Linked DNA regions of Mus musculus: all the other regions are linked to region 1. A link is a loop called in an ENCODE intact Hi-C map of the cell type or tissue named here. Cell type or tissue: heart. All regions are shown on one strand.

What was found. Peaks named below come from ENCODE experiments on the same cell type or tissue, not always from the same donor. Only the 100,000 strongest peaks of a DNase experiment are listed, where the experiment ranks them.
Region 2: it touches region 1 in a loop (2.3-fold over the local background); 12 of 42 quality-filtered maps call a loop at or near these places.
Region 3: a loop joins it to region 1, with 2.1 times the contacts of the local background. A loop is called at or near these places in 2 of 42 quality-filtered maps.

What each region holds. Positions count from the first base shown.
Region 1 is chr6:71,267,993-71,270,492 of GRCm38, reverse strand. No RefSeq gene overlaps it. Among named protein-coding and RNA genes, the nearest start is that of Mir8112, 2.4 kb to the left of the region's middle. In heart, a CTCF peak has its summit at 1,362; DNase peaks (open chromatin) are centred at 112 and 952; H3K4me3 peaks cover 247 bases; H3K27ac peaks cover 1,884 bases.
Region 2 is chr6:71,165,716-71,168,215 of GRCm38, reverse strand. No RefSeq gene overlaps it. Among named protein-coding and RNA genes, the nearest start is that of Gm38827, 13 kb to the right of the region's middle. In heart, a CTCF peak has its summit at 1,268 (motif pointing left); no DNase peak of the experiment used is centred here.
Region 3 is chr6:71,148,658-71,151,157 of GRCm38, reverse strand. Gm30391 (a long non-coding RNA gene) reads right to left here. Exons shown (of 3, transcript XR_377755.1): 1 at 2,488-2,500. Among named protein-coding and RNA genes, the nearest start is that of Gm30391, 1.3 kb to the right of the region's middle. In heart, a CTCF peak has its summit at 1,396 (motif pointing left); no DNase peak of the experiment used is centred here.

The DNA of each region.
Region 1 (2,500 bases):
CTACCTCAGACTCCCAAGTGCTGGAATTAGAAGCCCCTTCACCCACTGGACCATGTTAAAGGCCCTGCTTCCGGTTAATACTACACTACTGTGTAAGTCAACAGGCTGCACTTGCTTCCGTTGCCAAGCATTGCCACTCCCCGACTGCCTAATAAACTCCGTCCGTAAAAGGCTTCACACAGAGACAAGCAGTCCATTAATGATTCCACGCTTATTAATAACACAGGGACAAGAGAGAACCTGAGGTTTTGGTCTGTGCTGTAATTAGACAACATATAATGGGCTATTATGTGAGTGACTTTCTCTCTTCCCTCTACCCTTTAAAAATATTTATTAATTTTATTTTTAAAATATTCTGTATTACATAAAAACTTACAAAGAAATAGAAACGTGGTGTTCCTAAAGATCTGCTCATAATCGTGTGTGTGTGTGTGTGTGTGTGTGTAGTGTGTTTCTTTTTTTGGCTTTTCGAGACAGGGTTTCTCTGTAGCCCTGGCTGTCCTGGAACTCATTTTGTAGATCAGGCTGGCCTCGAACTCAGAAATCCGCCTGCCTCTGCCTCCCAAGTGCTGGGATTAAAGGTGTGTGCCAGCCACCACGCCCTGCGTGTAGTGTGTTTCTGTGTGGAGACGGTATGTGCCCATGTGTGTGTGTCCTAGGAGGTCAGATGCATCAGATCCCCTGGAGACATGTCTGGTTATAAGTGGTCTGATGTGGGTTTTGGGAACCTGACTCAGGTCCTTTGCAAAAGCAGTACAGAGCTCTTAACCTTTGAGCCATCTGGGTAGCCCTTCACCTTTATTTTCAATGCCATTCCCCTTGTTTATTTAGCACCCCCTTAATTCAGTCTCTAAACGTTCTCGTTGGTCTCTCACATTGCTTATGGCACAAATGGATGAGCCTAGGAGTGTACGAGCTCTTCCTGGCCTGTTTAATATTGCCAAGCACTCTGACCATCCTATTATTAGACTCAGCAGGGGCTGGCAAGCATTTTCTGTAAAAGGTCATCAGTAAGCACTTTTGGCCCCGCTGGTTCCAAGTTTTCTAAGGGACATAGCCACCATGCTACAAATACATCTGTAGGAAAGACGTGAGCAAGTGAGTGTGCTTGCTTTCTGATAGTTATATTTAGAGTAACAGAAATTTGAATTTTGTCTAGGTATTTTGCTACAAAATTCATTTGCCTCCCCCCACCCCTCCACCAAACCATTAAAGACAGTAAAAACTATTTTTACTTCACAGCTGTAAAGGGCCCTGGAAATCTTATGCCCTAAATGAACTTTAGCACCAAGTAGAAAGGAAGTTGAAGGGTTGTGCCTTTTACTAACGTATAGGAGGTGAAGCACTTGCAGCTCCCTGGATTTGCCAATAGATGGTGATCTTTCTGAGTGTGTGTGTGTAGCTCAGCCAGTGGGTCTTTGACAGAGAGAACTTTGGAGGTTTTGCAGGGTGTGGTAGCATCCTTCTATTCGGCCAGGCACAGCAAAAACTTATTGCAAACTGTACTGGTAACATTTCCCCTTTACTTTTGGACTTTTATACCTATCCATACATATTCCCTAAACTGTGACATATATAACTGAGGAAACACAATTAATCACCCTCCCCAGGCCTCTGAGGTGATCAGTTGGAACAACAATGTATATGCACAGTGGGTACAGCTAAAGTTCTAAGTGCTACAACAAGCATCTGGAAACACATTCTACCAGAAGTTCAGGTCAGCAAGACGAACTCCTTCTTCCATTAGGAGGCTGTTTACACAGGAGTGGGAGTATACTGGCAATCCCAGCAATTTGGGAGGTTAATGCAGGACAATGACAGTTTTTAAAGGAGGAGCCGCATCAGCAGCAGGAGCCGCAGCAGCTGCAGGAATCTGAAGCATACCTAGGCTTTGTGATGATCTACCATTATCTCCAAAAAAGCCCTATTTTTTCACTACCTTTGAGAATATAGTCCCAGCTGGTCCCTTCCAATCACCAGCCCAACAGCTAGTGCCAGTACTCACACTCTCGGCGATGCTGCTGTGTGTCCTAGGGAGCAAAGGACAACCTTAAACAATAAAGACTCTGCTCATCTCCAATTCCCAGAGTGACAAGAAGGTAGCACCTGAGTGACATTAAACCCTGTTCCTTAATATTTATTTTTATTAATTTGATATTACATTTGTAAGTATGTCTCTGTATAGACACGTATACATGAGTCCAGGAGCTGTCAGAAGCCAGAGGTGAAGTGTCCACCAAGAACTAGAGCTAGAGTTGGTTGTGACCTTGTAGCATAGACACTGAGAACCTAACTGGGGCCCTCTGCAAGAGCAGTATAGCACTCACAGCCTGAACCATCTCTCCAGCCCCTAGAACTGTTATGTTATCATAGAGAAGATTTTAAAACACTTTAATATATTCTGGGGTCTTTTTAATGAATGTGTCTTCTTGTTGATTAAAGAAACAATTATATCCCTTTTGTTCAGCACTCCAAGAAGAAATGCTTACTGCATTATAAA
Region 2 (2,500 bases), 100 kb after region 1:
CCTGTCACCTCTTCCTGGGAATTAATTATGCAGCTTCCTAATTTCCCTATTGCTTCCTATTCCACTGAAATATATTTGCAATTCAACATTAGTTATTACGTTTGTGTTTACACAGATGTGTGCATGCCTACATCTGCAGTGTGTGTGTGTGTGTGTGTGTGTGCGCGTGCGTAAGTGTGCACATATGGAGACCAGAGCTGGTGACAAGTGTGCTTCTCACCACTCTCCATTTACTTCTTTTGAGACAGGATCTCTCAGTAAATCTGGAGCTCCCACTTTTGGCCAGACTGGCTGGCTGTGCACTCCTGGACTTTCCTTGTCTGCCTGTCCAGCACTAAGGTTACAGAAATAAGCCACTACACTCAGCTTTTATGCTGTGCTGGGGATCTGAACTCAGGGCTTTCCTGCTGGCAGAGCAAGCACTTTTCCCACTGAGCCATTGTCTCTCTCCAGCCCCAGGAACAATCGAATGCTTTTAAACAGCATCTTTGTAATTTTTTTGTACTTCATTTTTGGGGGGCAACAATGGATCACTCTTTAGTAGCAAATCTTCACTCATTGAACTACAAAGCAAAGAAAGTCCCCAAGAAAGACTGGAATTCAGTGGCTTTCAGGATTGGCGAGGTGGTTCACTGGGTACAGGCATTTGCTGCCCAGCTTGACAACCTGAGTGGGATCCCAGGATCCACTGGTGGAGAAAATACCTGATTTCCATGAGTCCTCCTTTGGCTCCCACACACATTTTATGACACACACACAGACACACACACACACGCACACTACACACACACACACATACCACACACATGTGTACACACACACACACACACACACACACACACACACACAGGGTTCGTGCTGGCATTTAACTGTAAGTTCAGCACTATAGAGTCTAAGGTCAGACCAGGTTGGGTTGGACTCCAGAGTGATACTGTCTCAGTCTCTGTGTGCAGACAGACGGCTGTCTGGTCACTTTGCAGAGACAGAGATGGTATTCTGGTGACAAGAAACTTAATCTTTATCTACTACAATGTTGTGTTCAGTTTTAAATAATTCAAGCGTTTTGGGATGTCATAGCCAATAAAATTTCTAGTACACTTTGAAGTTTTTTTCTGTTTCTTCTCTGCTGGGTTTATCTCAGGCACTATTTTGAGAACGACTACACAGTTCTACACGAATTTCATCATCTCCAATTGACTCACCAAAACCAGTTCCCAGGCTGGCCATGAAACACCTGTTGCCAGCATAATTGGCTATGTGATGCCATCTAGTGTCAGTAAATGTAACCACTTCCATTTATTTCAGAACACAAAACAAGAAGGTACATTCCAGATGTCAGTATCAAGCTACAGAAAAGAGCACACTACACGTGACACTACGTTTGGTAGGATGTGCTTGTGCTAAGAGCTAAGGCAGTCAGTCAGGGTCCCATGTGCCCCAACCTTCTTCAAACTCTTCTGCATAGCCAAGAATGATCTTGAGCTTCTAGTTCTCCACCTCCAGAGTGTGCATTACAGGTGTGCCCCAGCACACCCAGTCTATGATATGCCGGGTTCCATGTACACTAGACAAGAACTCTACCCACTGAACTACACCTCCAAGTCTCTTCTGCTATTTTAATCTCCCATTCATTACCTGTAAGTCCAGCAACCTTACTGATTTCTAAAGCAAGAGGAACACTAATACGTCTGGTCAGTGACTCCACTTTGTCTTTTTCGTCTTGACATAACCAGAACAAGATCAAAACTAACACTGAAAGACTCCGAGAGGAGCCCCTCGCTCAGGCCTCAGGACAATAGCGGACACCCAAGAACTCACGACAGACCGAGCTTGTTGCAAACCACATGAGGCTTTATTCGGGGAAAGCCAGAGCTCTGGGGACGACTCATATCCCACGCAGGGGCAGAGGAGTCGACCTCGAGAGAAAAGAGTTCCCAGTTTTTATAGGCCCTCAGGGGGGAAAGGAGAAGGGGGAGATTAGGGGATTTCCAGATCTAAACAATGTCTATTCTCAAGAAATGGGTATGGGAGGGGTACAAGGAAAGAGTCTAATGAAGGTGCAGCAATGGGCACACACCTGGTCAGAACATTGGCAGACACACAGGTTCAAGGAGTGGCCAGAGCATTGTGCACCTCTATTTTTCTAAATCAGTGAAGCTAGTTCTGCTAACACTGACGTCTATCTTGCCAATTTCAGGGCTTCTGTGTCCTTTTACATTCTGCGAGGATCTTTCAACACCTTGCATTGAATTAGCCACATTCAGAATCAAGATTTCTTAAGCAGGAGGCTTCCTTTCCTCACAGGCCTGCCTTGGCTGTAACTGGTTAAAAAGACATCAGCTTTGGGCAGGCCTTCCATACTTGGGCCCCTCTTGTTTTCACCTGAAGTCTTTCCTTTGTCAGCCTCTTTTGCTTTCTTTGCTGACTTCTGCCAAAACATCTCACAGCCATGGTCACACTGGCCATTCCAGACCATCATACTGGTGTCCTCGCCGTCAGC
Region 3 (2,500 bases), 120 kb after region 1:
GCTGCGGGTCTCTGCATCCACTCCCATCGGTTGCCAGAAATAACCTCTCTGACTAGGCACTGATCTGACCCACTCCCCAGCTCATCTGCATCCTAAGACTATCTGTATGCAGACAATCAGGGGGCCTGGGACCGAATGCAAATAGCGACACTTTGACTTCCTTTCCAATTTGTATCCACTTGGTCTCCTATAGTCGTCCAATTGCTCGAGCTAGGACTCCAAATACTATCTTGAATAGATATATATAGAGTGGACAGGCTTGTCTTGCCCCTGATTTTAGTGGAATCACTTTGAGTTTCTCTCCATTTAATTTGATGTTGGCTATAGGCTTGGTTGAAATTGCCTTTATTATGTTTAGGTATGCCTTTTGTGTCCCTAATTTCTCCAAGACTTTTTATTATTAAAAAAAAGTGTTGGATGTTTTAAAAGACCCTTTCTGTATCTAATGAGATTATCTTGGTTTTTTTTCCCCAGTTATTTTATATGGTGAACTACATTTTCTCTTTTTCATATATTGGACAATCTCTGCATCTCTGAAATAAAGCCTATTTGATCATGGTGGATGATCTTTTTGATGTGTTCTTGTATTTGGTTTGCAAGTATTTTATTGAGTATTTTATATGTGTATATAGTGTATCTTAGTTACAACTCCCCTCTCCTCATGTGTGTGTGTGCGCGCACACACACACACACACACACACACACACACACACACTCCTTTTGTTTTGCAGGCCTCTATAGGCATCTTATGTTCTCCAGCTGTTGCTCACTCTGGATAATCCTGCTAGGTTTCTATCATACAGGGTTTCTCTGAGGATGAAGTGAAGGGAAATGGTCTGATTAATAAGAAATGAGCCCATTAGTCTCATCAGAAGGAGATACAAGGAATAGATAGCCCTGGAGAGGAGACCCTGAGCTCTGCTTGTTACATTAGTCAAATATGGAAGGTCAACCGACCCGGTGAGAACAAGAATGTTAATCACAATTTATAGGCTGTTGCTTATTCACAATTGCTGCTTAGCAACAAACAGTGGAGGAATAGGGAAAAGTGATAAAAGATGCTACATTTGGGGAGCAAGAAAAACATGAAGTGCATTATTACTGATGAGTGCAAGCCTGGGACCTGGCTAGGAGAGAGGAGACTAGACAGGAAAGAGAGCTCTTAGGGAAAAGTTGTCCATTGCTGCTAATTCTCCTGCTTCTTGGAAAGTATTAGAACTTCTCTGATTTTTAAGTCCCTATGGAAGATTAAAATTCTTTTTAATGTACAAAATCCCATCACCATTCTCCAAAGGATCCCACTCAATCCCCCGCACTCCCCCACCTAAAACCCCAAACTGGAGCTGGCCAAGGAACACCCGTCCCACGCACCTTTGACCTTGTACTGCCATCTGGTGGCAGTTAATGTAGCCACCTCCATTCTTGCCAGCAGAGAAGGTGTATTGCAGGCTGCCGGTCAGTACCACATGAGAGAGAAGAGTGCAGCTCTAGACAGCCCCAGTCAGGGATCAGTGTGATTATTTGTCCCACTTGTAATTTTCTCATTTTCCCTGTTCTATCCTGTTTCTCATACTCCAATGAGCTGGAACGAGGTAGTTAGGGCTTGGAGGGATGACTCAGTGGGTAGCGCCTAATGACCTGAGTTTGACCCCTGGAACCAACTTGGTGGAAGGAGAGACTTTCACCAACACTTCTAAGTGTTGTGCTCTGAGTTGTACATGTGTGCAGGCTTTTACACAAACACACAAATAAATAAATGTAATTAAAAACTAAAAACAAAACAACAATAACAAAACAACTGTTCATGTCTCTAGTGTCACATGACATAGGGTGACAAAGTAAGGACTTTGAGGGTATGCTAAGGCAGAGGAACATCTGATGTCTCCTAGGAAAGACAGGCGGCAGTCTGGGTACATACTTCATTAGACAGAGTAATTGCTTAGTATGCACGAGGCCCTGGGTTCAACCCACAGCACTGCATAACCCAGGTGTAATGGCAAACACTTTTAATCCCAGAACTCAGGAGGCGAAAGTGGGAGAATCAGAGTCCAAGGTCTACATAATGGGTGAAGGCCAGCTTCAGTGAGGGTCACCTTGTCTCAAATAGAAACGGAGTGGCTTATTCTAAAAAGGAGGAAAGTCAAGGTATTCTCCATCATCACAGCAGGTGAGGGCGAAGTGTTTCTACTAAGTGAGACTGGAGAAAGTGCTCAGGGCCACTTGGGCTCTGATAGTTAAGCCTTTGACTACTGAGTGCTGGGATCAGTCCTATTGAGGGGATAAGGGAACTTGGGGTGAACAGGAACTGGGAGTGTACTCACACAGAGTCAAAAATTGAGCCCCTGAGCTGGTTGCTGGAAATGCAGAGACGAAGGGTGATGACATTTCAGTGTGGTGGTTTTTTTCTCTGTGGGAGGGTTTGGGAGAAGGAGGGCAGGTGGGGTTTCCTAGCTTGTACAGGAGATGAACGGGGTTTGCAGGAGTTACCTCGAGATGTTCT